Linked DNA regions of Mus musculus: all the other regions are linked to region 1. The links are chromatin loops, found by intact Hi-C in ENCODE. Cell type or tissue: heart. All regions are shown on one strand. Links, peaks and the distances in the headings refer to the core of each region. The heading gives the core; the rest is flanking DNA. Region 1 overlaps Slc5a10 (solute carrier family 5 (sodium/glucose cotransporter), member 10). Region 2 has its middle 21 kb from the start of Rnf112. Region 3 holds the start of Gm42080 (a long non-coding RNA gene). Region 4 has its middle 22 kb from the start of Tnfrsf13b.

Region 1 (5,000 bases), core at 1-5,000:
ATGCTTGCTTCCTCACTGGGATCCTGTCTGTGTGCAGGGTCTGTCTGGAAAGTGCATTCAGGGCTGGCCTGGTCACCCACACCCAAGCACATGGTAGGCACACGGCAAGTGGCATGTTTCCCTAGATTAGAGAATGGAGATGAAGCCTGTAGGCCATCCCATCCCATCCCATCCCATCCCATCCCATCCCATCCCATCCCATCCCACCCCATCCCATGGCACTACTGGCTGTGGTTGGCAGGACTGAGTCAGGACAGAGGCTGTGGTACTCAGTGCTGAAGTAATTTACTCTCTAGACCTCCACAGGGGAAAACAAAGGAGGGCTTGAAGGTGGGAGCCCATGCCTGGCTGTTATCTCCTTCCATCTTAAGGGCAGGATAGGTGCACAGTAGCACTGGGAATATAAACAGAGAGAATATAAATAGGATGGGCAGACAGTGTATCCTTTCTGCTTGACTTATTGAGATAGGGTCTTAGTCTGTAACCCAGGCTGGCCTTGAACTCATAGCAATCCTCCTGCCTCAGTCTCTCAGATGCTGGGATTGTAGAGATGAGTCACTAAACTCACCTATGACTTTCTAAGCCAACTTTCATAGTCCCAGGAAATGTCAATGGAAAGAAGGAAGAGGGAGAGAAAGTAAGGGGGTAAATAAGTAAGTAAGACCTGTGGAGAAAGGGGCAGCAGGAGAGATTTGAGAATCCAGAGAGGCGGAGGTAGAGCATGCATCCCCAGAGAAGAGCGACTGAAGGAGCCAAATGCAGAGTCCTGAGATGCTGGTGTTTATGGAAGTGCATGGAGGCCAAGTTGGCTGATGTGCAGTGTGCAACTCTAGGGGAGAGGGAGAGATGAGGCCAGTGAGGTAGCAGGAGCAGTGTGATGGATCACCTTGTGGGCTGCAGCTCGCCTATACTAAGGGGCAGGTAGTGTCATGCCTCACTTCCCTACTTTCCAGAGGTTAAATGACTGGCCCAGAGCCCCACGGTGATGGAGCCGCATTCAGACTCTTGGCTTTGAGCTGGGACTGTGATTTTCCACACCTGCCGTGTAAATCTGCATGCTGGTGCTCCAGTTTGAATAACAGCAGCAGGAGGGCCCTGTGACCTCTGCCTGGACAGGCTGTACAGACAGGCAGGGCGTTCCTGGGCTCTGTGTCTGGGCCTAGTGTGGCCCACGCACTTCAAATAGCTCCACTCCGAAGCCAAGACCCAGGGCGGGCCCAGCCTCTCCCAAACCAAGCGCAGCAATTAGTGTGCCTCCTCCCGCTTCCCCTCAGTCTCAGCAGGCAGCCGCCTGGTGCTGAGGCAGGACCTTGACTGACTGCTCCCCATTTACAGCTGCTAACTCGGAGTCACCCATAAGGCAGAGTCTGAAGCCACATCCTGGTTATTGTGGTTCTGACAGAGATCTTAGCTGACCTTGGCCTGGCCACCATAACCTTGGTGAAGGACTCAGCAGTTGGCAGATGAGCTGCCTCAAGGCCCCTCCTATGCACTGAGCGTCCCTCTGCCCTCTGAAGTCCTGCCCAGTGGCCCACTTGAAGCCTCCCAGTGTAAGGTCGTAGATGGGAAAGGAACCACCCACTCGGCCCATGTCCTTGTTCCTTCATCCCCAGCTCAGCTGAGAGATTCTGCAAAGTTGGCCCTGGCTACCCCCAGCTGATAACCCGACAGTTCTGGGGCTCTCTGACCTCTCATAGCCTAAGGCTGCAGTCTCCTGTCCCACCACTGCCCTGCAGAGCAGTTTCTCTGTCCCAGAGGCAGATGTGGCTGATTTTGTGAATGGCAGAACATGTTTACAAGTGTGCCCCAGTCCCCACCACTTCTTGTGGCTGACCTCAGAGATTACCGTCCTGAAAATGTCCTTAGCAATGGTCCCCAGACACCTCTTATGAGGCCCACTCTCTCTCCTTGGCACTCCCCTGACCATCACATCCTTTTCTCTACTGAAGCCCAGTCCCATCTCTTCCTCATTCAAGACCTGGCTCGCCTGTGTTGTGTATCCATCCACCTCCCACTGGAGAATGGGTCCTAGACAGGCCAGAAGCAGGCGTTTTCCACTCTGCCTGGCTTCCGGGAGGTAGGATTGGTGGGAAGGGGGTGTGGGTAAAAGGATGAACAGGAGAGGGACAGTCAACTCAAGTCCAGGCCCCTCCAGACTAGAGAGGAATCCCTACAGAAGGGAAACTATCATGCTCTCTGGGAACATCTAGGAAAGGCTGTGGTATGCTGTTGCTGATGCTGTAGGAAACAGGCAGCGTCCACCTCCCCAGGTCCTGACCTCCACAGGAAGCAGAGGACCAGGCTGGGCAGCCTCCCTCAGTGTGTGTCTGACTCAGGCTCCAGCTCCTCTCAGGAGCCTGCTGCTGATGGAGGTTAGGCATCCCCTACTGGGCCTGCTACAACTATGGGGCCTCCCCCAAAGCCCACTGACCTTCCCCCACAGCCCCAGGTTCCCTATCTGTAAAACCAGGTGCTTGGACCAGACAGGCCCTGAGCTCCTACTTTAAGATTGGAAGTGAGCTTCCTGCTTCTGACACTTCAGGGTCAGGTCCTAAGAGAAAGCTGTAGGCAGGTAGAAGGCCCAGTTAGACTTAGAGCGCAGGACTGGCAGGCATCATGAGGCCTTTGGCTCCCTCTAGTGGTAAGATGTGGCTCACTTTGAATAGCTCAGATCTCCTCCCCCTACCTTCCCTGCATCAGCATCAGGAGATTCTGCCCAGGTTACTATCTCTCCCTGGTTTCTCTAGCTGGTGCACTCACAAGTTGCCAGATGAGCTAGTCTCTAAGGCCCCTCCCATGCTGTGCTCCCGCAGCTCCCGACAGTTTCCACGCAGGCGCAGGCTGGGGGGCAACTCACCGATATCTTGGTGAAGACAGACAGCATCAGGGACAGGACAGATAAGTACGTGCGGATGCGCTGGCCACCAAAGCGCTTCTGAATGTATTCAGGCAAGGTGACGATCTGGGGAGGCAAAAGAGAAGAGGAACAAGGTGAGTATCGGGAGGGCCAGCCCCATCCAGAGGTCCTGTCCCTCCGGACTTGGTGAGGGTCAAGCCTCTGCCATGGCCCCAGGAAGAGACTCACCTCTGAAGATATGTAGATGGGTACAAACACCCATGCCAGAGCCAAAAGCACATATGTGGCCTGTGAGGACAGAGGCATGGGAGGGTTGTGGGCTCAGCACTCAATAGCCCTGCCCTGGCACACAGCCAGATGTGGCAGAGAGGAGTAGTGCTGAGGCTACCCCCCCCCCACACACACACGCCCCTCCTGCTTTGCTGTGAGAAGCTAGGAGCTTCTTACGGATGTCTCTGGACTGCCGGGCTGCCCAGCCTTCTGTATCTACAGACCAGCTGTCTGTGGCATACTGCGTGCCACAGTCTGGCAGGCCCTGACTGATACACACTGCTGGGAGCCCCCTCATCCAGGGACCAGTGAGTGTGGCTTCACCCTCTACCTCAGCCCTCCCACGGGCTGTGCCCATTCTCCAAGGCTCACATTCCACTCAAAGCCAGCCACAGCCAGGCCTCCGGCAGCACCCGAGCCGGCCAATCCTACGAAGAGGCCAGAGCCCTCGCTGCTTGCAAAGAGTGAGGCTCCGATCTGCAGGGGGGAAGAAAAAGTGATCACTGTGAGCCCATTACATCAGCTCCACCTAGACCAGAAACACCTCCTCCAACCTGGCAGGTCTAAAAGGAGAACATACCCTGTTCACATATAAGGATCCCAGGCTCAGGTGTACAAGTTGGGGTACCCATAGGTAAGCCACAAGGCCAAAATAAAAACCAAAAACGCACAAACAAACAAAAAACAAACAAACAAAAAACCCCAGAGTTTTTCAGACTCCAAAGCCCTTTACAGAACTTATAGCAGTTTGTCCCTACACAGGCAACTTGGGGGTCTCTTCCAGCCCAGGCTTATCCCATTGGGCTGGTGGTATTAGACAGGGACCTTGATTGAAGCACATAAAGAGACCTTGGGGGGACATAAAGAGTCCTCAGGGATACAGATCCTGATGAAGTCAGCCTGTGGACAAAGGAGAGGCTAGAAGGTGGGTGAACTCACCGGCCACCAAGCCATGTCCCGGCCCGCCAGGAAGTAGCCGCTCACTGTGTTCTTGTTGGCTCGACAAGCCGACTGCAGAAAAAGAAAAAGGCAGGAAGTGCATTGAATGGAAGATGCTTCTGCCTCTGGCAAATGCCTGACAGTCCCTGTGTACTCTGAGCATTGCAATGCATGTGACCCGCAAAGAGAAAACATGAACACACACACACACACACACACACACACACACACACACACACACACAGAGAGAGAGAGAGAGAGAGAGAATATTCACAAATAGCATTTTCCAAAATAGCCCAAAGTAGTAACAACTCAAAGTCCAGCAACTGATGAAGAAACAAAACAGGCATATCCACACAATGGAATATTATTCAGCCAGGAAAATATACAGTTAACCTGCCTCCAGTTTATTTCCTGTTTCAGAGTTGGGCTGTATTGCTTTCCTAAGGCAGAATTCCTATTGGTCAAGCAAGAGGGGTTGGTTTTACAGATGGCTAAAAACAAAAACAAACAACAACAACAACAACAACAGCAACAAAAAAGGCAACAAAACCTCTAAGTTGTCAACTCCAGGGTGACTGTCCTTTCAAGGCAGGGCAGGAGCAGGAACCTTGGGATCCTTTACGTTTTTGGTGCAAGGGACAAAGCAGGGGAAACTGTATCTACCATTCAGATGGAAACTGGCCTATTTCACAGGCAGCAGAGCCTCTTCCTTCTGATACTTTGGAGCGTCATGGAAGAAGCTGTTTTCACACTGGGGAAGTGGAACGTCAGTGTGACTGTCTCCACTTTGCTTTTTAGAATTGCTATTGTTATTTTATGTGTGTAGGTGTTTTTTGCCTGTATGTGTGTCTTGCACCATGTTCCTGTCTGGGGCCATCAGAACCCAGAAGATGGTGTCAGGTCCTCTGGAACTGGAGCTGTAGACGGTTGT
Region 2 (8,441 bases), core at 2,036-7,035, 280 kb before region 1:
TTGAACCAAAGGCCTCTGTCAGGAGCAGCCAGTGCTTTTAAGGGATGAGCCACCTGCCCCCATCTTTCTTTTCTTCTTCATGCTGGAGGTAGGAGGTCCCCCCCCCCATCTCCAACCACCTAAGAGCATGTTCCCTCTCTAAACTACACCCAGCCTCTTTCCTATTTCCTTCACATATTTCGAGTTGCAGGGTAGGGGGGCTCTTGCCTCCTTGGAAGTCCCAATCTGCTCATGTCCATCTTAGAAATCCCTGTTATTAAAACACAGAAAATGCCATCTCTGAATTTGCTCATTATTGGCAAATTGTCCAGAATAGAGTTGTACAAAATCTAATTTTTTAAAAAAATGAAGCTGGAATGGTGAATTTGTCCTTGTCATTGTGACTGTCCTTTTATCAGGGCTGAGCCTTCACTTCAGTGTCACACTTCCCTGAGTTTAAGTGACTGCCCACTCTGAGCCAGCACAGCCTGGGGCAGAGCACTGTGAGCAGATGTCCCTTTAAACTGCAACTTCCCTGGTGATGCTGGGACTCTGAGAAGCTGTGTTGTCTTCTGCTAAGGTAGAGCCTTGTTGTGGGAAGAAGAGATGGAGAGAACCTCAGAGGCTGATCAGTAGTTTGCTACCCACAAAACTCTCAGCCTTTTGTGGTGATGATGTGAATGTATCTGCCCCTTAGATACTTTCTTCCACTCTCACCACAAGGATGAAAAACAGCCAAAGAGGAGGGTGGTGTCATGAGCTCCCCCGAGACAAACTGGCCTCAAACCTGTATCTTACATAGGAAAAATGTTTCTTCAAATATAAAAAAGAGACTTCTTTTTAAACACCATCCCCAAGGCTGGGCATTGAGCTCAGACAAAGAACTTGCCAGGCAAGCATGTGGATCCAAGTTCGAATTCCCAGAACCGCAAGAGGTTGGACCCTGTAGTCCCAGCATTCTACGGGAGGTTGGAGGTAGAGACCAGAGAATCCCCAGGAGCTTGTGGGTCATCAGAAAGCCAAGGCCCTGTCTCCAAACCGTGAAAACAAAACAAAACGAAACAACCAGTGCTGGAGAGACGACTCAGTAGCACTGACTACTCTTCCAGAGGACCAGGGTTTGATTCCTAGCACCTACATGGTGGCTCAGAACTGTCTGAAACTCTAGTTCCATGGGATCTGACATCTTCAAACAGACACATGTAGGCAAAAATGCCAGTCCTCAAGTGCCATCCTCCAACCTACACATCTGTGTCATGGCACACTCATGCCCTTATTCACACTTATACAGACACATGTACACATGTATGTGACACACACACACACACACACACACACACACCATCTTTTTAATTAGCAGAAAATCACCAGACCTCACACCTTTCCAGCAACAGAAGAAAGATCCTATTCCATCCCCTGATTTGGGACAGCCTGGATCTCTCTTGACAGCACTGTCCCTTTGTACCCTCATTTGCTTCTCTTCTTAACTGAAAGGCTCACTCTGTCTGCCCCAGTTTTACTTCATTGTCACTGAGACAAAAGTGTCCACACGCCTGCATCACCGTAGACAGTTGCCTATTGCAGCAGGAGTGGGCTCCAAGGCCACATACATTGAGATTCCCTGTGAACTCTTTGTCCTTTTAAGACATAGATAGTAAATCAGGATGAAACTGAGCGTGATGTACAAGTAGGAAAACCAGAGGAAGCTGGAGAAGGCTGGGGATGCTAGGGAATCCATGTGCAAAAGCGAAGGAAGTGCCTGTGGGCTCAGGAGCCAGGCTCTGCTGACTGCAGGAGATTAGAACACGCTGCTGCAGTCTTTTCTGCCAATGCTGAAAGGGTTATTTTGAGAGCAGCTGTTAAAAAAAAAATCCTTTGAGAAAGTAATTTACATCTGTAAAGGAATTACTGGGTACCAGCATCCTCAGGAAGAGCAAGAGATGGTACATCACACATAGCATCTTGATGTGTGGACTCCTTAACACCAGGCATGTGAGAACACCAGGCATGCGAGGCTTTCTCTAAGCAATGTCTACCTGCCTGAAGCCACCTAAAGGAACTCTCTGTCCTGAACCACCTTCTCAGGAACATTATCAGCCAGGGAAGACTAACACAGACCACAGGAGAGATTGGTCTTCTGGTTACCAGATACAGTGTGGGTGACTCTGGGACTCACCTAGACAGAAAAGCCTTGACCTACCTCCAGAGGTCAGAGAGGAGAAAGAAGGCTCATTTCAAGTGGACTCCCTTCCCAAAGCACCTAGAGGGTGAGTTCACTGAAAGCAGATTTCTGTTCTCAGAAGGCTCCAAACTGGCCATGGGTGGTCACACTTGGCTTTCACAGTCTACAGAACAGGGTGGCACAGAGTGCCATTTGCTATTTGGGGAAGCTTCCCAAATGAGAGTCACAAGCCTTTCTTTTATGGTGATTTATTTCCTTTAGCATAATGTCCCTAAGTATCGCCCACTCGGCATGTGACAGAGCCCCCCTTTCTGAAGGCTGAGTGACATTCTACTGCACGTTGGTTTACCACCCTTGCTGTTAGTGGACATCAGGGCTGCCTCCCCTTTGGTGACAGCACTTAGCACGGCTGTGCATAGACTCTCAGAGGGTCTGACTCCAAAGCTTTTAGGTACATGACCAGATGGATAATACGTGGCTCTATTTTTGGTTTTGAGGTGCCTCCTACTGCTTTCTACACTGCTGCCCAATTTTACATTCGTGCTAACAGCCAAGTCTTATGGAAAACTTTTATCTCAGATCCGTTACCCACAAAGTGAAGGTAGAATAGAATGGTTAGGTTGTACTTTTATCTCACTGATGAATAATTTAGATATTTCTTACATCGGATCACTAATGTTGCTTCTTTAGCTACTAAGAATATCAGCCCAGGGGCTGGAGCAATATCAGTGATTAAGAGCACCGGCTGTGCTTACAGAGGGCCCAGGTTCAATTCCCAGCACCTTCATGGCAGCTCACAACCATTTGTAATTCCAGTTGCAGGGGATCTGTTGCCTTCTTCAGACCTGTAACAAGGTACCTGTAGTGGAATTATAGTAGAATCATTGTATGTAGTGTAGACATCAGAGCAAGTAGTTGTTTTTCTGAAGGAGCTTGACAAGCCTGTGGGGAGTGGTTCTGATGCTAAGGTCCTGTTCCCCAATTGGTCCCCAGTTTGTCAGTAAAAGAAGCCAGGGGCCAATTGCTGAGCTGAAGGTACAGGTGGGACGTCTGGGTCTCAAGAGGAAGAGGAGACACAAGGAAGGAGTGGAGTGTTTTCTGCCATGCTTTGGAAGAAGAATGCAGCAACCATGTGAGGTCTCGGGGGCAGCTGGGGACTGTGGCCACCACTATAGGCAGGTGGTCATGGATGTTTGGCAGGGACTAAGTGGAACCAGCCACTGAAGTTTAGGGCAGATGAAGAGACAGAGATAATAAATCGGTAAGGGCACACTTTTCCAGGCGACAGCTATCAATGCTGAGCAATTTTGCCAAGAAAGCAAGTTACAAAAGAACATACTCTGTGTGTGTGTGTGTGTGTGTGTGTGTGTGTGTGTGTGTGCGCGCGCGCGCGCGTGCGGGCAGGCCCGCATGTGTGCTGTCTGTCTGTCTGCCTGCTTTCTGTCTGTCTGTCTTTTATCCCAGGATTCAAGGGAAGCTGGGAAGGGGCTGATAGTAAAGCCCACTTCCTGGAGCAAGATGAGTGGGGGCTCCAGAGCACAATCACCTCCCAGAGCTCAAGGTAGTAGCATAAAAACTGCACACAACACAAGCCTTGCATGACCTTGGTCACAGGATGGTCCTGGAACACCTGACATGCCTTGCATTATTGGGTACAGCAAACAGTGTACAGTAAGGACACACATGGCGAAGGCTGATGTTTTCCTTCAGGAAACGCAGAGGTTAGATGAGGGGCTTTGGTATGAGGAGCTCATTTTATCCAAAAACAACTTTTGTGTAACAATCAACAAATATGTTTCAGCCAGGCAGTGGTGGCTCACGCCTTTAATCCCCGAACTCGGGAGGTAGAGGCAGGTGGATTTCTGAGTTCGAGGCCAGCCTGGTCTACAAAATGAGTTCCAGGACAACCAGGGTTACACAGAGAAACCCTGTCTCAAAAAACCTAAATAAATAAGTAACTAAATAAATAACTATGTTTCAGTGTGGTTGCTCCAGCTTCAGCTCACGGGGACTACTCCTTCCTGCGGCCTCAGATCCTGGTTGCATTCTGGAGTGACATTCTTTCTTCAATCAACCCACACAATTCAGAACACCGGCAGGTATCAGACATGTACGTGGTACACAGCCATGCAGGCAAGCAAACCACTCATAGCACATAAATTAAATCTTAAAATATAGCACAAGTTCCTAACTCATCTGTTAATCTAACAACAGAGACATCAGTCCTCAGGAAAAATGTTTTAGAGATATACTCTATTCTACAGACACGCACGTACATGAACACTCATGCAAATGCATATATACACAACATGCATATACAAAATATAGGTAACATTAAACTGTAAAGCTATTATCTTGATTTGAAGTTGGCATTGTGTTAGAACAGGAAACTTTAAAGAGTCCACCAAAATCTTGTTCAAACTTAAAAAATGCACTAAGAATCTGTATAAACTACACCGCTAACATACAAATCTACTATGTTTGCATCTCAAAAAGAGATTTGTACAGTCATTTGTTTTTTGTTTTTTTGAGGCAGACTTTCTCTAGGTAACAGCCCTGGCTGTCCTGAAACTCACTTTGTAGACCAGGATGACCTCAAAATCACAGAGATCCACCTGCCTCTGCCTTAGGAGTACTGGGATTAAAGGCGTGCACCACCACACCTGGTCTATTGTAGTCATCTTTATTATTTCCCAATTGCATTAATTATTAATTAATTAATTAATTAATTGTATGTGTGCAAACATGTTCATGTATTTACATGTGCCATTGGTCAGAGAATTGCCTGTAGAAGTATCACATTTCTTTTTGTCGATATATATATATGTGTGTGTGTGTGTATATATGTATATGTATATGTATATGTATATGTATATGTATATGTATATGTATATGTATATGTATATGTATATATATATTATCCTTGACCTCTAATTTTAGCCTACAAGGCAGAGACAAGAAGATTGCAAGTTCAACAACCTTAGGCATTTTAGCAACTCTGTTTCAAAATAAATAAATAAATAAGTAAATAGATGGTGTGAGTGAGAGGGCTCAGTGAGTAAAGGCATTTTGTTGCCAAGCCTGATGACCTGCGTTTAATCTTTGACACCCACGTGGGAAGAAAGAACTGACTCCATGTGTAGCATGCACATGCCCAAGTTCAGACAGACAGTCAGACAGACAGACAAGCAGATAAGTAGAATGCAAAAAACGGATCTGATGTAGCTAAAGATGTAGATTCTCACTGGTAGAATGCGGGTTTAGGGTAACCAAGGCTCCAGGCTGAATACCAAATACCAAGAGTGCATTCCCCACCCATAACATAAAACAACATGGTAACAACATGAGAGTGGATGTATCAACCAGTGGAGCAGAACAAAGTCTTGACATAAACCCATGGACATGCATCTGATCCCCGACAAGGTGTCAATGACACACGATGGAGAAAGGACAGTCTCTTCAACAAACAGTGCTGGGAACGTAGATATCAAACATTTAGAATGATGGACATGGACTTCCATATTACACCACATGCAAAGAAAGATCAGTGCAAAATGGTTAAAGAATAAGACTCAAAGAAAAGTTAGGAAAAAAATCTTCATGTTATTGAAACGGTCAGCGAGTTTTTAATAATTCATTTTTGTTTTATATGCATTGGTATTTTGCTTGCATGTGTGAAGCACATTGGATCCCCTGGAACTGGAGTTACAGACAGTTGTGAGCAGCTATGTGGGTGCTGGGAATCAAACTCAGATCTTGAAGAGCAAGCAGTGCTCTTAACTGCTGAACCATCTCTCCAGCCTAGGCAGTGAATTTTTGATATGACAAAAGTGTGAGAAACAGACACATGGGACTTTGTCAAAGTAGAAAGCCTCAGTGCAGCGAAGGGAAGAGTCAGCAGCTGGAAATGCAGCCTCTGGAAGAGGAGAAAATATCCACAAGGTCTATAACTAATGAAGGTTTCACATCCACAACCTGTATAGAACTCACAAACTTCAAAACCGGAAACAAACATAGACAACCAGGCAGACATCTTTCCGGCTATTCAAAAGATCAGTGGGTTCATGAAAGAATGTTCAACATCACCAGCCATCGGGGAAACTAGTCAAAAATGACTTACCAATCCACGTGTGGGTATTATATACATATACAAAGAAATCAAGCGTTGGTGAAAACGTGGAGAGAGAGCCATGCACAGTACAGGCTGAAAAGAGAGAATACAGTTGCTACAGAATAGCAAATTGGGTCTCCTAAAAAAAGAATTAAAAATAGAACTACCATATGGCCCAGAAATTCTACTTCTGAGTACTTATTTAAAGGAATTGAAATTAAAATCTAGAAGAGATTATTTGCACCATCATGTTTGTTACAGCTTTATTCACAATAGCCGGCAGGCAGAAGCAACTCATGCAATCTATTCAAAACGCAGTGGCACGTACTGGTGGGATTCATCCAGCTACAAACAAGGACGAAGTGCTGCTGTGTGTGCCTCAGATGGCTCCCAGGGGCACTCTGCTTAGTGAAACCATAATGACAGGAGAGCCAAGGCTGCTTCACTCTGTCTCTGAGGTGTGTAAAGTCAGTGAGATGGAAACCGAACTGTGGTGGGGGAGGGGATTGCAGTGGCTATTGATCTCCCGCAGAGCTTGGTTATAAGGGCTGAAAGAGTAATTGAGACCTACCTTACTGCTCCTACAGCTAGCAATACCGCAGTGCACACTGAAGTCTCATAGAAAGCATCAATACCAACAATTCAAAATAGAAGGACTGTATAATATAATCCACTGTTTTGGGTTGATTTATTTATTTATTTATTTATTTATTTATTTATTTATTTAAGACAGGCTCTCCAGCCCATGCTGACCTTAAACTCCCTAGGTAGCCACCAGTGACTTTGACAGAAACGGTTTTACAGGTTCCTGGGAAATGCTAAAAGCTATCCTTGATTCCCCCAACCATCTCCAGTTCAAGCTGAGCCCAGGCCGTGATCATGGACATGGTCAGTAGGCCTGTCCTTTTGGGATGCTAGGGGCTTCCCTTCATACCTAATGGGGTGAATCAGCAAGATGACAGAATAGGAGATCCCAGCCTTTATTCTTTCATAGAGGCCCAGAATTAACATAGTCTATGGATCCAAATGTCCGTGTTGGAATCCCAGAAACCAGTTAGGAGGCTGCATTGCTCCAGCTTCTTAAGATCACGCCAAGAACAGTATAGAGAAATCATAGGAGGCCTGCTACAGTGACTCAGCAGGGAAAGACTCGCTACCAAGCCTAACAACCTAAGTCTGATTCCCTAAACCTTCGAGGTAGACGGAGAGAACCATCTCCCAGTTTGACATCTGACCTCACATGCATTTTGTGGCAAACCCCTACTCCCTCCTAGCCGCTGCCACCACAGCCAAATAAATGGAGAGAGAGAGAGAGAGAGAGAGGGAGAGAGAGAGAGAGAGAGAGAGAAGTTGGTCAGAAGAGCCATTTTGCTCTATCCACAGCCTCCCCTTTAAGCTAACAATTTTAACCACTCACTTCAATTTGTGGCTTCTCCCTGGGATGGGGGCCCGAGGGGGTTGATGCATGAAAGCCTGCTTTCCAGTTCATCTAAGAACACTAATTGATCAGACATAGTTTGGAAATCTGTGGGCCCTTGAAAGCAAGGATGGGTTCTCACTGTGCCACCTCGGTGCCAACACGTGGCTTCTCCCTTGAAGCATGGATGGACTGTGGATCTAGATGTGTGCAGAGCTGCCCCAGGACCTGGCATGTCACTTAACCTGGGGACCTGAAGGGAACCAGTATTACATGCTGATGAGCTGCTGAGACAGAGAAGAGGGGGGTGGCTTGCTGCTGTAGCACAGAGCCTGCAGTAAAGCACAACTCAAACCAGAAGGAGCCAGAGCTCCTCAGAGGAGCAGAGCGGGGAGGAGAGGGAGAAGGACAGGGAAGAGGAGGGGGAGGAGGGGAGAAGGGGGAGGAGGGAGAAAGGAGAGGGGGGAGGGGAAGGACAGGGAGGAGGGAGGGGGAGGGGAAGGAGAGGGAGGGGGGGGAGGAAAGGGAGGAGGAGGAAAGGAAAGTTTGCAAGAACCAAATGTGATGGATGACGCTGAAGGTAACAGGGTCTTCCAGACATGACAAGGCTCATGTGTATGTAATCTCAGAGACTGTGGCAGCACACACAAGAGACATACAGGTCACAACTCAGCACCAACCGGGGGAAGTGAACAAGGGCTCCCACCCCAGCCAAGAAGCTACCTGCAATTGATAGCCACTGACAAAGGAAC
Region 3 (8,441 bases), core at 1,899-6,898, 520 kb before region 1:
CTGAACCTGTAAGTCAGCCTCAATTAAATGTCCTTATAAGAATTGTCATAGTGTCTGTTCACAGTGGTAAAATTCTATGACAGATGGTCTGTTCTTAAGAGGCTCTACTTTTCCCAAAATCCAAGCTGACTTCAAGCTTAGGACCATGGCTTATTTCTGCCTTCAGCCTAGGAGGGCAACGAGACGGGTTAGGTAGAGAGAGGCTCCTGTAGTGTTTAACATCCTATAGAAATCGAGCAAGTGCCTGCCCTAAAGTAAAGGTGGCAGGCTCAGAATGAAGGCAAAGGACCAGGCTTTTTAGTTATGTTTATAGTTAGCTTGTTGGTTCGAGTGGGGAGCTTCTGTGTGTCTCTTACAACACCACTTACAGCCAAGAGCAATCGGAGAGGGCACCAGCCTGAATAACAGGCAGGGACATTCTCCAAAGACCTTCTGTCTGAAACTGCAGATCGGGAAATGATGGATGTGGGCAAGGAAATTGAAACAAAGGGAAGGTTTTAAAGCCAGAATGGTGACAGGGGGTCGGGGGGCAGTTATATTGTGGTGTTATTAGGCCCTAGGTTTGAGCCCCAGCATTGAAAAAGAAAAAGAACAAAATGGACCGATGGTTCCTTAGATGCAGGCTTCACTGATCTTGGAGAGTGTGGTAGTTTGAAAGAAAATGGCCGCCATAGGCTCATAGGGAGTGTAGTCATGGCCCAGCTGGTGAAAGTTTGTCACTGGGGATGGGCTTTGAGGTTTCAAATGCTCAAGCCTAGACCAGTGTGGCTCTCTCTTCCTGCTGCCTGCCAATCTGGATGTAGAACTCTCAGCTACCTCTCCAGCACCATGTGTGCCTGCATGTCACCCTGCTTCCCACCATGGTGACAATGGACTAAATCTCTAAACTGTAGGCCAGCCTCGGTTAAATGTTTTCCTTTATAAGAGTTGCTGCAGTCACGGAACTTTGCAGCAATAGAACACTGAACTAAGACAGGGGTCAAAGGCAGGAGGGTAGCATCACAATGAGATGCTATTTGTGGGCAATTATTCTCCTCAGAGCATCACCTTTCAATTGTTGCAGCTTTACAGAACTGTTAGAGGTGATCGTTGTTACAGAAACCTGTGCATATTCATGAGGCTAGTAGTTCATGAGATTCATGTAGAACCCTCTTCTGAGTAGTTCTTGACAGATGACCTATCATTCCAGTGTGTCTGAGGAGAATAAGTTCATCTTGATGTCACTGAGTTTTCTCAAGGGAAAACAAGGCAACCTAGTGGCACTCAAGACGGAAGGACCATGATACAAGAGGATGTATGGAAGGGCCTTAGGGCTTCTGGACCAACTGGCCATGCAGTGCCTGCTAGCTTCAAAACCAGTGTTGCCTTGGAAACCATTCCCAAAGGCTGTGCTTACTCAGCAGTGCTTTATGAGACTGTGAACCGACAAAACTGCTTTGAACCAGATCTCTATAGAAACACACTGATCTTCAAAATCCTGGCTTCACAGAAAGCTCAATGACTGACCTATCAGAAGCCATAAAAAGGTTCATATGGAGCTTTAGATAAGGGGGTTCTCCAACAGATCACCCCACATTTGCTCTTACTTTGAATTTCGGAGGAAATGGGACTTGGGTCCACTTCTCAGCTCAGGGCCATGTTAACTCATCCGTCCATAAATCCTGTGTGACTAAGTCTACCAAGAAAAAAAAAAAAGCACCGCTTCATTTAAGATTTCCCACACATGGCAACCCTTGGTCTTGCAGAGCCCTTGCCTCTCCCTGCGATGCTTATTGTTTTATTTGTTGGTTGTTTGCTGTAGTGTCCCCCACGTGCCCAGCACTGAACTGATCCCTAGGTCTTTGCCTGTGTTGGAGACCTGGGTTTTCTTGTCAAGGTGTCTCACTTGCAGCACAGGAGTTGCAACACTGTCTCTGTATGTGTAGACTATTGGCTTGTCCTTGGTGGATTTTGTTAGAACTGGCAACAGTGTGTTGATAGTCTAACAGAGAGGAAGGAAGTGTTCGAGCCATAGAAAGAACAAAGAACAGATTACAGAGGGATACTCACAGAACCCTGTGTACTTCACAAGAGAAACACTAGGCCTGCGGGATGTCTCAGAGGGTAAAGGCCCTCGCCACCAAACCCGACAGCCTGAATTTGATGCCTGGGGCCCACTTGGTGGCTGAAGAGAGTCAATTCCCAAGTCTTCTGACTCTCACATGTGTGTGGTGGTATGCACACCTATGTGTACCCAAATACACAATAATTAAAAAAAAACCTTTTTTAAATACAAAAACATTTCCATACTTTGCTCCTTTGAGCAACTGTCACAACAGTTGTCCTTTCAAATTGATGCTGAGAACATCTTCTCATGGTGAAATGTATATTTATGCCTGGAGAGATGGCTCAGCAGTTGACTCCAGTTCCAAAGGGATCTGACACCTCTTTCTTCCAGGCATACCTGTACATATATACAGACAGGCACATACCTAATTATAATTCAAATAAAACAAATCTCAAGAATTATATATTTGAATCTCTTTCCAGATAAAATATCCTTTTAAGCATCCTTCCTAGGACATGGTTTACAGACAAAGTATTTGCTTGGCATGAGTGAGGTCCTCAGTTCTAGTCTCAGTACTTCAAAAATATATATAGAAAAAAATATAGTCAATCATTAAGTAAGCATCATCCAGCTTAGACACCAATCAACTTATGGTTCATCTTCTGTTGCCCCCTCCTCCCCCTTCTCCCTCCTCTCTTGCGCGCGCTCGACTGGCCAGGAAGAACGACGCTGCAACAGGATCCTTCTGCACACGTTTATTGGGAGAGCTTGATTGTAGAGGCGAAAAGACTTCGAGCCCAGAACTAGTGCTGCTTTTATAGGCCTAGGAGGGGCGTGTCTCACACCCGGATTGGTTATGCACTAAGCCTCATTTGCATGTTCCTCATCTGATTGGCTACTCTCTCTCAGTACCTTACAGAACCTCATTATCATACCTCATTTGCATGTCTCACATCTGATTGGTTATACTCTCAGTACCTTACAGAACCTCATTATCATACCTCATTTGCATGTCTCACATCTGATTGGTTATACTCTCAGTACCTTACAGAACCTCATTATCATGCCTGGGCCAGGCAGTGTCTTTGCAAAAAACTTTACTGCATATGTACACATTGGTTGTTTGTCCAATCTTATGCGTGGTGGCCAGCAGTAGTCAGTGCCACTCTGCAACGGCACATGTGGCTTCCCACACTCCTCCCTCTCTTCCTCCCCCATTCTCCTCTCTTTCTCCTCCTCCTCCCTTCTTCCCCCCTCCTCCTCTCTCTCCTTCCCCCCTCCTCTCTTTCTCCCCCCATCTTCCATTTCTGTAGATCAAATCTAGAACCTCATACATGATAGGTAAGTGCTGTACTGCTGAGCTACATTTGACCAGAGTGTGGGGTCCTTAGATGGAGGCTGGCCTTCCCACACAAGCAAGGAGAGAGAGATTCCCCCTTCCTACTTTGCAGATTAGACATGATCTCATGGAAGCCCCCTTTTTAAAAAAGGTTTTAAAAGTTGTTACTGTATATTTGGGTACACGTGGGTGCCCATGCCAACACACACACACACACACACACACACACACACACAAACACACGAGTCAGAGGACGTGGGAATTAGTTCTCTCTTGTCACCAAGTGGGCCCCAGGTATCAAACTCGAGCTGTCAGGTTTGGCGGCAAGCTCCTTTACCCTCTGGGCCATCTCACAGGCCTAGTGTTTCTCTTGCAAAGCACACAAGATGCTGTGAGTATCCCTCTGTGATCTGTTCTTTGTTCTTTCTATGGCCCTGAAACTTCCTTCTTATCTGTTAGACTATCATGGGAATTTGGGCATTCTTGGTGGACCACAGTCAGAGGAAGTTGTCCTTGGATTTGGCCTGCTCCACTCTGAGAGACTGCAGCACACAGACACTAGATGGCGCGCTAGGACCTCTTGCGATGCACTGGGCGTGACAGTTGCCGCAGAAGCATCCCGTGCTCACTGTTTCTCTCTTTCCACTTCCATCCGACCCTTCTCGCTCTCAGGGTCTCTTATAGACATTGAAGGCCATGCCTAATAAAGTGGGAAGAGGGTCTCAGAGTCACTGGCGTGATATTTGAAGTTTTTGTTTAAAGTTTGAAGAGGGTTGTCTTATAAAATGTGCATCCAGGCTGGTCTGAGTCTGGAGTTCCCTGTGTTATCCCCACAACCTGTTACAGTAGTGGCTTTTAAAATGGATTTGGCGGATCCTTCCCCCCCATCACTTTCTATGTCCGTGGTTTGATATGATCAGTGAGGTTCCAAATCAGGCAACCAGAGGAGCTTGGCTCCGCTGTAGCTCGATTACAGGTATGAACCCATTAACCCGTCTACACTAAAGATCAGTCTCAGGGTTGCTTATGTGTGCAGCAGGTGGTGGGGACGACACAGACCATCTTGTCATGTTAGGCCAAAAGTCACAGTGTGTCTTCTGAATTCCTGAAAGAAAATATAGGGATCCTGGCTAAATGACCACATCGGATTGTATTTGGGACACAGAGGGGACCTGTAACCAGATGGTACCAACGTCCCCCTTAGCCATCTCATGAAGGGAAGGAAGTCCTCTGAGGAGAATTGTCTCCTCAGTCCCATATATGAAATTCTAAAGTGGATATGTGAGGAGGGGAGTGAGAGAGGGAGATGGAGATGTTAAGGGGGAGGAAGTGGGAGCAGAATTGCCAGGTGGAGGTGTAGATTGTGTGGAGACGCTCAAAGGTGAGTGGGTGCTTGAGTGTGCATCAAAATGGCATCTGGGGTTAAGGTTATGGAGACAGACAGGCTAGTGGACAAGTCTAGAGGGGCATATGACATCCTTCTCACAGCTAAGAGGTCACAGTGCCTTGCATGTGGGGATCCTCAGAGTCGATTTTTAAAATTATGCTGAAAGAATAATTGGAGGGCATGGTTACAGCTTACTGTGCTGTGATGAGATGGCATCTCAGAGTGGATATAAAGGAGCATTCTTGTTAGAAAGGAAAATAAATGCTTTTTTGAGAGTCTAAGGGTCAGGTTTAAACAAGCATTTGACATCCCAGGAATGAAGGAAAGGGAACAGAAGGTGCAAGCCCATTGTGCAGGCGCTACCAGAAGCACAGGATTTACCTAGAAAAGGTCTTTCTAAAATCTATTAGCAGATTGTAAGCGACGGACTGGAACCCAGTGGAAGACATAAAGCACCCAGATCAAGATGAAAATGACATTCAGTAGAAGTAGTCACCAGGAGAGGGGTCAACTTTAATAGTAGCTCCTCCCAGAACATGTGCCGAAAATTATCATCTCATGAGAGGTCAAGGTGGTAAGCCAACCTTCATAGCATTTTCAGTTTTAAATAACATTTACTGTGATGCAATTATTGGCCAACTTTCTTTTCTTCTTTCATTCCTTTTTTTAAAAACTTTTATTGAGGAAGCTGGAGAGATGGCTCAGTGGTTAAGAGCATTCACTGCTCTTCTGAAGGTCCTGAGTTCAAACTCCAGCAACCACATGGTGGCTCACAACTATCCGTAACGAGATCTGGTGCCCTCTTCTGAGGTGTCTGAAGACAGCTACAGTGTACTTACATCTAATAAATAAATAAATCTTTAATAAAAAAAAAACCTTTTATTGATTCTTTGTGAGGTTCCCATCATGCACCCCAGTCCCACTCAGCTCCCAGTTCCCTCATATCTGCCCTTCACTCTTGCAACCTCCCCCCCAATAACACCTAAACAACCCCAAAGAATAGAAAAGATCTCCCCATGCAAGCTGCAGTGTGTCATAGTGTGTCCCACTCTGTCCACACATCTTCACTTGCAAATGTTCACTGCAATGAGTCATTGGCCTGGTTCGAGGTCCCTGGCTTCTGTGACACCATCAATATCGGATCCTCACCTGGACACCTCCCAGTTATCCTGTTGTCGCCCCATGTTGTGAAGATCCTGCAGCTCTGAATCATCGAGACTGGCCCTTTCATGTGTCCCAACCGTTTGTAGATGATATAGATTCTGGGATGGGCCAACTCAGAGCCCTGGCTCTGGGCCTGGGTGGTAGCTGAGCTGGTCAGTTCACCAGCTTCCCCTTTCTCTGCACCGCCAGAGCCAGTTGTCCAGCACTGCTCCAGCTCAGGACGGCTTAGGCGATCCAAGGTAATTTGTGGCTTATACATGGATTTTAGGATTTTTTTTTTTTCAGTTTCTGTAAATAATGCCATTGGTACCTTGATAGAGATTGCACCAACTCTCTGGATTACGGATAAGGATTCTCAGATGCCCTCCTTTCACATTTGTATCCCTGGTGTTTGTTTCTCTTAAAGCTTTAGCTAAGACTGTTCAAGCATTGTCTTGAATAAGGGTGGAGAAAAGAGACACCCTTGTCTCGCTCCTGATTGTTGTCTAAGCACTTGTAATTTCCTCCCAGTTACTGTAAGGCTGGCTGTGTTGCTGTGTGTTATGTAAGCCCTAGTAAGGGCTTATCTCATGAAGAGATAGTAGATTTTTGTTAAAAAGTCTTTCCATCATTTATGTGACTCATATGCACATTACATTATTTCTTTTAGCTCTCTCTGAGTTTTTAAAATATAGGCTTTTGTAAGTATGAACTTCCTTATAAGACTGCAGGGTTATTATTATTATTTTAATCCTCAAGTTTGAATGTGCTGTGTTTTTGTTTTCATTCAATTCTAGAAATATGTATAACTTTAATTTTTGGATAAGCCATTCATCATTTAATAGTTTCTGGTTTGATGTCCACAGGCCAGTGCACATTCTGCAGCTTTTCTCCTGCTGCATATTTCTGGCTTGATTCCATTGCACTCAGTGGGCTCATTGAAAAGAATGGGAGCCCTGTATTTTTGGATGGAATGTTCTATAGATGACAGTTAGGTCCTTTTAACCTCTGATGCCATTTAACTCCAACACTTTTCTGTTTCTTGTTGTTGTTGTTGTTGTGATGACCTATTTATTGCGACGAGTGTGATGCTGAAGTCAGCAACTCTAACTACATTGGGGTTAATCTGTTTTAATAGCTGCTATATGAAAGTGAGTATAGCCATGCCCAGTATACACGTGTTTAGAACTGTTAGTGCACTCCCGGTGACTCTTTCCCTTAGTCGGCGTGAAGTGGTCGGTGTGTTTGGTGTTCTGTGTGCCTCTTGTCCTCAGAAGAGTCGGTGTGAAGTGGTCGGTGTGTTTGGCGTTCTGTGTGCCTCTTGTACTCAGACAAGTCTCTCTTTCCCTAGGTCTGGGAAACTCTGTAACTCTGTGGAGTCAGGCTATGATCAGGGATTCCTGGGCCTGCTTGTGGCTATGATCAGGGATCCCTGGGCCTGCTTGTGAAGATTTCCCAGAGGGAGGCTGGCCCATTTTCTGGTCTCTTATTAATGGTCTCTCCTTCATATCAAGAGAGTCCAAAGGGATCTCAGGAATTAAACAGGGAGATAAAGATTACGTCAAAAACCTGAAGTCATGAATGCAAACCAGGCCATTCGGAAACGCAAACAAAGCGAGTGTTCTGCCAGCAAAGCAAACTTTCTTGTCACATAATCAAACAATTACTTAGCAAATGACAAGCCTTCTGAGTGTACCTGGTTTCCCCAAGACTTTAAAAACTTATTATCCTTTGAACATTTCCATACACATATGTTAACACACACATATGTAGTCCTTTGGTCAAATTGCCCCCATTTTCTCATCTTACAAAAATATCCTCTTCTTTTTTTTCATGCTTGTGTGTGTGTGTGTGTGTGTGTGTGTGTGTGTGTGTGTGTGTGTGTGTGTGTGTGTATGAGAGAGAGACTATATTTAATTAACGTTGACTGCAGGAGCTTGGGGATTATTTACTTGAGCAAGGGCAACTTACCAGAGGCAACACCACTAAAGAATACCATCCCCACCACACCACTTCCACTCCAGCAACCATCAGCTGCCCGAAGCTCATCTGGGGTTCAGGTGGGGCCATATGTGTATCCTTACATTATGTTGTTGAACGTTGATGGTCCAGAATGTGTGCAGGAGGCCGCTGCTGCAAGTTTACGAGCATGACATGTCTAGAAGGCAGCATTCCACAGCTCTCTTCCTATCTTCTGCCTCTTACATTCTTTCCACCCATTTCCCTGATGTCTACTGAGCCGTGGAGGGGAGCATCCAACAGTCACCCAGTCATGGCACTTCTGCCAGTCCTGAGTTGAACTGCTGACTGCTGCCCCTGCTAGCAGAGGCTTCTTTGACCAAGGCTGAGAGCAACATTACTTGGCCTGATTGTTGGGGCTCTTCAGGACTCTGTCAGATTCCCTGAAAGGTTCTCTTAGGTGCACACACACACACACACAGACACACACACACACACACACACACACACACACACACACAGATTCTGCCTTTGATTACAGCTGCAGTCCTACACAGTGGAACCTC
Region 4 (8,441 bases), core at 1,301-6,300, 610 kb before region 1:
TGGTCCATCCCAGGGTGATACAACTCACAGTGGGCTGGTCCATCCTAGGGGTGATACAACTCACAGTGGGCTGGCCCATCCCAGGAGTGATACAGCTCACAGTAGGCTGGTCCAGCCCAGGGTGATACAACTCACAGTGGGCAGGTCATTCACTCATCCATCATTATCAAGGAAATGCTACACAGGCTTGTTAAAAAACAGTGCAGTGAGAAGACATTTTCTCAGTTGAGGTTTCCTCTCTTCCCTAGTGTCTCTAGCTTGTGCCAAAAACAAACAAACAAACAAACAAAACCAAAGTAAAACAACAAAACAAAAATAAGCAAATCCTCACAAAACCTAACCAGTAAAGAGTGCAAGGTACCCTTCCCCAGCCATGCTTAGCAGACTGTCTGAGGCTTGAGTTCAGGGGTTGTGGGTGAGACAGTGTTTTCACAGATGGTACTGTGAGTAGTATATTCGCTCATGAGGTCTCCTCCCTTAACAGCAGGCTTTAATGGCCTTAGTGAAGGACTTAAGTGTGGAGGTCCAACTCTCCTGGTCTTCTTTAGTCATGTGGAGACACAGGGTCTCTCTCCACCAGAGAAAGCAGTTCATGCCAGACAACCAAACCTGCCTTGGTCTTGGTCTGTCCACACTCAAGAGCTGTGAGGACTACATTTCTGTTGAATATAAATTACCCAAATCTCATACATTTCGTAGCAGCAACACAAAAGGACCAAGACAGGCATTTATAGTCAGTGCACTGATACTGCAATTCCGGTTTAGAGTGTCATGAGTGTTTTGTACAGAATGCTTCCAGAGGTGACAATGCCAACCTGTTGTCAGTTTTGTTTATTATGTGGACTCTTCTCAAATGAGCCCTGAGGTAAGCACTGTGGCTTTGAACCTGGGGAGCCCCACATGGTGGCTCTTGCTTCTTTAACTCCTCTGTGGTGGCATCTGACAAATAGGGTAAATCTGCACTTTCCCACAGTGAGCCCTGACCTGAGGGCTATGAGGTTCCAGGGATTAGCTGAGGAGGTGGCAGAGAGTGGTTGGCAGAGGATGAGGGAGGGAAGGGTGAGAGAGGAGAGTGGAAGGTGTGAGAGATCAGGCTCAAACAGCATAGAGGGAATAGCTCTTTGATACTTGTTCCAAAAGCCCAGGGATGGTGGATTTTCTTTGCTTGAATCCTGGGTGTTGCAACCCATCTTCCCACCTCTCTGGTCAGTTACGTTGTAACTCCCTTGCTTCTTGGCCCATTTTCTTTGCCCATCCCTTTTAGACCCCCAAGACCAAGCATAAAGAATGCTCCAGCTCCAGGGATGTGACCTCCCCAATGTGTCTTCCACCACGTTTCTTATCATTATGCTTCTAAGAAGGAAGAGGGTGCCTGAGTTGCCCAGGAACTGGCCTGACATCTTTGGGACACCATAGTTGCCCTTTCCAGCACCACAAACACTGCCAACAGTGAGGAACTTTCCTGGTTAGTTTGAGATTAATTTATGTCCCACAGCCAAAGAGTGTGTTGCATCCTCAGCAAAGAGCCCTCACCCTACAGTTGTGGTGGAAAGCTAAGGACAATGGTAATAGCCAGTGTGGTTGTAGAGACTTCTGGAGCCTTCATGCCGGTCACTCCTCAGGAGTATCTCATGCCTGGCACTGTGATTTTGGTTGATAAACCACATCTTCTGGGAGTAGCACTGTCTGCCTCAAAGGGTAATTCCCGTCAAAGTTTTTCAAAGTTATATTTTGAAATGAGCTTGCTAACCAGAGGGTTTTTATAAGACATTTTTCATACATCCTTAGTTTTGGGTAACCCACGGTCATGGCTTCAGCTGTCAATCAGATACAAAGAGACACCTGGGAAGTAGGAACCTCAACTGAGAAACTTACTAGACTACACTGGCCTATGGCAATATCTGAGAGGCATTTTTTTTAATTGCTAATTGACTAGGAAGGCCCAGCACTCTGTGGGTGGTGCCATACTTGGGCAGGTGGGCCTGGGCTGTGTAAAAAAGGCAGAGGAATGTGAGCCTGGAAATAAGCCAGTGAGCAGCATTCCCCACTGGCTTCTGTTTTAAGCTCCTGCCTTGAAACTTTTCTTTATACTGTACTGTAACCTGTTAGCCAAATAAATCCTCTCCTCTCCTCTCCTCTCCTCTCCTCTTTCTTTCCCTTCTTCCTGTTCTTTTTCCTCCTCCCCTTCCTCTTCCTCCCCCCACCCCCATCTCTCTCTCAGACAGTGTCTCACTGTGTACTTCTGGTTAAACTGGAACTTACTAAGTAATCCAGGCTGGGTTTGAACTCTCAGAGATCCACCTGCCTCTGCTCTGCCCCTGTTCCTGCCCCTGCCCCTGCCCCTGCCCCTGCCCCTGCCTCTGCCTCTTGCGTCTGACTCAATGCTGCAACAGGAGCCTTCTGCACATGTTTATTGGGAGAGCTTGATTGCAGAGGCGTGTCTTACACCCGGATTGGTTATGCATTCTACCTTATTTGCATGTTCCTCATCTGATTGGTTATTCTCTCTCGGTACCTCACAGAACCTCATTAACATACCTCATTTGCATGTCTCACATCTGATTGGTTATTCTCTCAGTACCTCACAGAACCTCATTATCATGCCCGGGCCAGGCAGTATCTTGGCAAAAAACTTTACTGCATATGTACACATTGGTTGTTTGCCCAAACTTATGCGTGGTGGCCAGCAGTAGCCAGCGTCACTCTGCAACGGCACATGTGGCTTCCCACACCTGCCACTGCCCCTGCCCCTGCCCCTGCCCCGCCTCTGCTTCCCAAGGGCTGAGCTTAAAGTTGAATACAAGGACCTCCGTGCCCTATTTTAGTTACTTTCCTGTTGCTGTGATAAAACACTGCATCCAAAGCAACTTTTCAAAGGATTAATGTGGGCCCACACTTCTGGAGGGATAAGCGTCTGTCCATCCCCATCACTGTGTGGAGGCATGTCAGCAGGCAGACACAGTGGCTGGAACAGCAAGCTGTGACCTCACAGCTTGACACAAAGCAGAGAGCAACTAGCAAAGTACAGCTCCAGTGGCGTATGTCCCCCAAGAGGCCACATTTCCTAACGGTGTCACCAACTACAAAGGAAATATTCAAATGCAAAAGCCTGTGTAGGGGGGAACATTCTCCTACCCTCCACCCCCCCCAAAACAATGGTAACTCAATCGCTGTGCAGCAACTAAAATCCTAGTCTGTAAGCCTTATTAAATCTAAATCCTCCTGTGGCGAATCCTGACGGATCGACCATTGAAACCGGGAGACACTAGTAATTACATCTGTCCTCGCGCTATTCCCATCCAAAAAGCTGTGGGGAGCATTCTTACTCAAACCATCACATTCCATTCTTTGGCTCTCATGGGGTCATGAACATATTGTAATACAAAATTTATTTATCTAAACTTTACAGTCTTTCACAGTCTTAACACTGTTTAAAAGTCCAAAGCTTATTCTGAGATGCCAGGCAGTCTCTAAATTATTTGTAACCCTCTGCAAAATCAGAAAGCAAATTACATACTTCCAACTTAGAATGCCATTCTAAGAGGGAGAAATGGGGCCACAGTGAGGGAATACTGGACTAGAGCAAGACCAGATGCCAGCAGGGCAAACACCAAATCCTATGGCCCCACACTCAGTGTAGAAGGGCTTAGACGGCTCTCTCCACCCAACTGTACTGTCTAGAACATACTTCTACTTCGTATATGCAGTTTTTCTTAGCAGCCTTCAGCTTTGGCACCTCCAACATCTTGGGGCCTCCAGTGCAATCCAGGCTTCACATTCACAGCGGGGAGTAGCCGGAGTTTCAGCATAAGGACTTGGGCATGGTCTGGCAGACTTTGTTCAAGGTCTATTCTAACAATGAGGTGTTGAGCCAAAAGTTGGCCTTCCCACAGGAACAAGAGAAGGACATTTTCTCCCTTCTGGGAACCCATTTTGCTGACTGGAAATTTGCTCCAGGGTAGTTTCGAGCACACATGGCTGACATGCCCTGGGTCACAATGGCAGCAAAGCCCTTCTACCGGGGGCTGGGTTTGTTTCCTCTAATCATGTCTAACCTTTGACATTACAAGAAATTGCTATCTACAGTGTTCACACGTGAGAACATGCAGTTGTGCCACGATATCCCCCTTTCAAAACTACCCAAACAAACAAAAAGCCAATCTCATAATCTTGCGAGAAACTTTGGGATTTCGTACTGGGCCACGTTCCTCGTTTTCCTTCACTGCGTGCAGACAGCTTCCGTGGAACTCTCTTCTACATCGGGACTGAACCAGAGTGCCACTAGGTGGCGCTAGAGGATTGCCTGGGCCAGTCAGGGACTGGTCGGTTGTTAATACCAGTGTGCCGACCTACAATCCTTGCTTCGGTTTTTCAGCTTTTTTCCAACTGGACACTTTTGTCTCTCATTTTCTGAAGACCATGAAGAGTTTGTGCAGTAAAGTTGGCAAGGGATTCTGGAGACTTCGGTCTAGTCTCAAAGCTTTTGCTTAGTGTCAGTGCCAGGAAGGGCAGTCTGTAATACAGTCAAAATGGCTTGGCCTTCCCGACGCCCAGGGTCTCCTTTGGATACTTGCTCAGGCTTTTAGCTATCCAAGAAGGCAGGGTTCTCAGAGACTCCGTGTTATCGCCCATCACCAGTCATAGTTAGTGGATTTGTCTGCAGCCTTCTTTCGTTCCCTTGAACGGTCTTGATGGAACCTCACCTCATTGTCTCCTGCTATGATCATACAGGCTCTGTATTAGCATCCCAATGGAGCCCGGCCTGGCGGCTAACTTATGAATATTAACTTTATCAGCCCAGCTGTGTGCTAAAGACCAGATTGAGACCTGTCACGTGTGCAGCAGGCAGTTAGGATTATATATCTACTTTTCCATGTTAGGTCAAAAGCCTCAACGGGTCCTTAATGAAGGTGGTGGAAAATACTGAATAAACAACCCTCCTCTGGGTTGTACTTGAGACAGGTCAGACATGGGAAAGGGACATGCATTTGGTGGTGCCACCCATTAGCCACCCATGGAGGCAAAGGGTGTTCTCTGCGGGAGAGGGCATAGTCATTATTCCAGGTTCCCTATGTGAAGTTCCTGAGTGAGTATGTGGGGATAATGCAGCTCCGAGAGAGAACCCTGCATGTAGAGAGCAGTAAGGGGCTGGGGCAGGAGAAGCCAAGAGGGAGGCGAGAGCAGAGCTACCTGGAGGCAGAGAAGCCAGTGTTTGAGTAAAGGCTGGGTGCACAGAAAGGAAAGGTCACCAAGGGTGTCATATGAGCCGCATATGGTGTCCAATCACAGTGGAAAGCTGGGGGGGGGGGGGTAGGAGGAGCCATGAAGTATATAGACTACGAAGGCAACCCAGAGTCCTTCCTAAGTTACCCACATAAAGGTTTAATTACAGGATGATCACAGCTCAATGTGTCTGAGGTTGCCAGAATTCTTGATCTATTAGGAAGTAAAACAAAATGGTCGCTCTGTGTGTGTGTGTGTGTGTGTGCACGCGCTTTGTAAGTCTAGGGATCAAATTTAGACCAGTTTTTGAGATTATGTGCCAGGACCAGTCATAGAGGTCAGAATTCCATCATTTAGGTGCTTCTGAAAGCAGGTGACCTCGCTGATTGACAGGGCCAGTCAGTAAGTCTCACCATACTGACACAACTGAGGTGTGCTCTAAGCTGAGCATCCCTTTCCCCTTTGTGTTAGACAGGCCAGATTGAAATCATGTGCAAGTCTACACATGGAGACCGTGGGAGTCAGGAAGGCCAGGTTACCCTGACCATTCATTGTTTTACTGCACAGCCAAAATCTTTGTCAGCTGGGGTAGACTTAAACTTAAAGGAGAAACTTCTCAAACCCAAACTAGCTAGGAATCACTCAGTCATTAAATACAGCTAGGTGCATGCGCCAATCTGACCTGCTCCAGGGTGGCAGCCAATACTGGGACCAGCAAGGTGGTTGAGAGCGAAGACAGAAGACATCCTTACAACATGCATGGATCCAACCTGAACAAGGCACTACTGTCAGTCATATCCCATGTGGGGGTGCTCCTAGGATGGTGAGGTGACTCCTGTGGACCTATGGCCGTTCTCCTCCTCTGAATCTGCCACAGACTAGCCTCAGCCAGTGTCTTTCAGTTGCAAATGAGCCTTCAGTAAGGCCTCCAGCAAGGCACACCTTAGCTCATAGGTTTTGGTCTCACTGGAGCACAACCCTAACATGAAGCCTTCATGCCCATGGCTGGATCAACAACCAATCTCCAGGATAAAGAGGCCAAGGGAGTCAAGGAGAGAGTTCTCTATGGGGCATCAAGGTGTGGCAGGAGCAATGGGGTGAGTAAAGGCTTGAGAGTAGAAGTATTTTCCAGACCAGAATACATATATATTGAAAAGATTCATTAAAAATTAATGCAAGGGAAGACAGAGATATAGGGGACATTTTCTTGCTTTTGGTTGGTTGGTTGGTTTTTCTGAGACAAGGTTTCTCCATGTAGTCTTGGCTGTCCTGGAACTCATAGACCAGGCTGGACTCAAACTCACAGAGATCCACCTCTCTCTGCCTCCCAAGTGCTGGGATTAAAGGCTTATGCTGCTACTTCCAGACTTGGGGATAAATTCTTAGAGAATCCCTCCTTAAAAGGGACTGGGAATAAATTTATACAGTGAAGAATAAATATTTTGTCTTCATAATAATACACGGCGGAAGCATCTAGAACCTGGTGATTCTGAGCTTCTGTGTTCACTAAGTGCTTCCCTGGAGGTTTTAGGAAGAAGATGTTTTGATCGTGTCTAAAGCTAGTTACACCGTTTATAAATGCTACCTGAAGTGCTTCTGGTGCAACTGGAGTTTAGGGGCAAAAGCACATTTTGGCAGCTGCAACTGGCTTAGCCTAGTCACTCATCTCAACACCAACTAAAGAGACAAGCAACAGTGTAAAGCAGAGAAAAACTTAATCCATACCGTGGGAAGAGACGCAGATAAATGGGTCAGTCACCCCACATTTGCCTCCCAAGTATGAACATGAAATTTAGGCTTAAACAGAGGAGAAATTGAAATAGGGTTAAAGTTTATACATAATTAGGGGCTGGAGAGCCGGCGCAGTGGTTAAAAGTACTTGCCGCACTTCCCGAGGACTTGGGTTCAATTCTAGCACCCACATCGTAGCTCAGAACTCTCTGTAACTCCAATTCCAAGAATTCGATGACATCTTCTAGACTCTATGGGCACCAAGTACGTATGTGTACACATACATACATGCAGGAAAATAGTCATACACATTAAAAATTAAGCCAAGCGTGGTGGCGTACGCCTTTAATCTCAGCACTCGGGAGGCAAAGGCAGGCGAATTTCTGAGTTTGAGGCCAGCTTGGTTCTCAGAGTGAGTTCCAGGACAGCCAGGGCTACAAAAAAAAAAAAAGCATAATTAAGTAGTCTTGGTCGATGTGTGGTTTGGTTATTTATTTATCTCAGCCTTTGTCCTACAAGGTAGTTCTGAAGGAGCTGCAATCTCTGTCACTTGAGGAAAGCAAGCCTGTTCCTTTGAGATGACTCTTGCTCCAGGCTGCAGCCTCACCCCAGTGGATAACTATCTTCATCTTGGAGGTGGGGTGTCTGCCTCCCTAGGTTTTGTTGTTCCTGGGACCCAAGGAGACACAGGTTTAGAACAATTACTTCCCTTTGTGCCTTTAGCTTGGAAGGCAGCGGAGACAGTGGAGGTAGGCAGACACACCTTTGTAACTCTGTAACATTTTTGTAACCTTTGTAATTTTGTAACGCAGGTGTAGAGCCAAGCAGAAATCCGACCCGAGGTAAAGGAAAGAACTCAAAATGAAGGCCGTGACCCCAGGCTTGCTTTCTGCTTTTGGTTGCTTTGTGCTCAAGTGATGAGCTGATGCTTTTTGGTGAAAGCAATTTTTAATTGCCTGTAATATCAAAACAAGAACAGAAGATACAGTTTGGCCTTGACCCGGAGTCAAACTACGACATCTTTTGAGAAGGCCTGCAGGCTTGGGGTCATTCAAGAAGCTGCAAGAACAATTTAGCAAGATAAACTCATTTCCTTCTTCCCACATGCATCAGTCCAAGCAGAAAGCCTACGGGGAGGACGGTGTTTCTAAGGGCGACTGGATTCAGTGAAGTGCAGATCATCAGCTCCAAACTGCTTCCTGGATGGGGTTCCGTAAGGCATAATCGGGGATAAATTGCATCCTCTCACCACTTGCCACTCTTACTTTTCCAGCCTTATCCTGTTATGTTCCGAATACAGAATACATGCGAGGACAAAATAGATCCTTGCAACTTTTCCTTCAAGCTGAACATCCTGCTAAAAGTAGCAGCTGTTTCTACAGTAGCCTCAGGGGATGAGTGCCTGACCTCGGTTTCCCATAGGGGAACTGGATGGTCTGCAATTTTAATTGAACCACAAGAGATTTTAAAGGACCCATGAAACCAAC

The links. Hi-C counts contacts between places; a loop is a spot of excess contacts. Peaks named below come from ENCODE experiments on the same cell type or tissue, not always from the same donor. Only the 100,000 strongest peaks of a DNase experiment are listed, where the experiment ranks them.
Region 2: it touches region 1 in a loop (3-fold over the local background); 2 of 42 quality-filtered maps call a loop at or near these places.
Region 3: a loop joins it to region 1, with 2.1 times the contacts of the local background. A loop is called at or near these places in 8 of 42 quality-filtered maps.
Region 4: a loop joins it to region 1, with 2.7 times the contacts of the local background. A loop is called at or near these places in 4 of 42 quality-filtered maps.

Annotation. Positions count from the first base shown.
Region 1 is chr11:61,712,179-61,717,178 of GRCm38, forward strand. It overlaps Slc5a10 (solute carrier family 5 (sodium/glucose cotransporter), member 10), which reads right to left. Exons shown (of 15, transcript NM_001382268.1): 2 at 4,067-4,138; 3 at 3,500-3,604; 4 at 3,086-3,145; 5 at 2,858-2,962. Among named protein-coding and RNA genes, the nearest start is that of Slc5a10, 5.3 kb to the right of the region's middle. In heart, for the core only: a CTCF peak has its summit at 2,634 (motif pointing left); a DNase peak (open chromatin) is centred at 2,643; H3K27ac peaks cover 1,448 bases.
Region 2 is chr11:61,428,451-61,436,891 of GRCm38, forward strand. No RefSeq gene overlaps it. Among named protein-coding and RNA genes, the nearest start is that of Rnf112, 21 kb to the right of the region's middle. In heart, for the core only: no CTCF peak of the experiment used is centred there; no DNase peak of the experiment used is centred there.
Region 3 is chr11:61,189,631-61,198,071 of GRCm38, forward strand. Gm42080 (a long non-coding RNA gene) reads left to right here and starts at 6,069. Exons shown (of 3, transcript XR_879911.2): 1 at 6,069-6,176. In heart, for the core only: a CTCF peak has its summit at 3,951 (motif pointing right); a DNase peak (open chromatin) is centred at 3,981; H3K27me3 peaks cover 911 bases.
Region 4 is chr11:61,100,209-61,108,649 of GRCm38, forward strand. No RefSeq gene overlaps it. Among named protein-coding and RNA genes, the nearest start is that of Tnfrsf13b, 22 kb to the right of the region's middle. In heart, for the core only: no CTCF peak of the experiment used is centred there; a DNase peak (open chromatin) is centred at 4,293; H3K27me3 peaks cover 1,011 bases.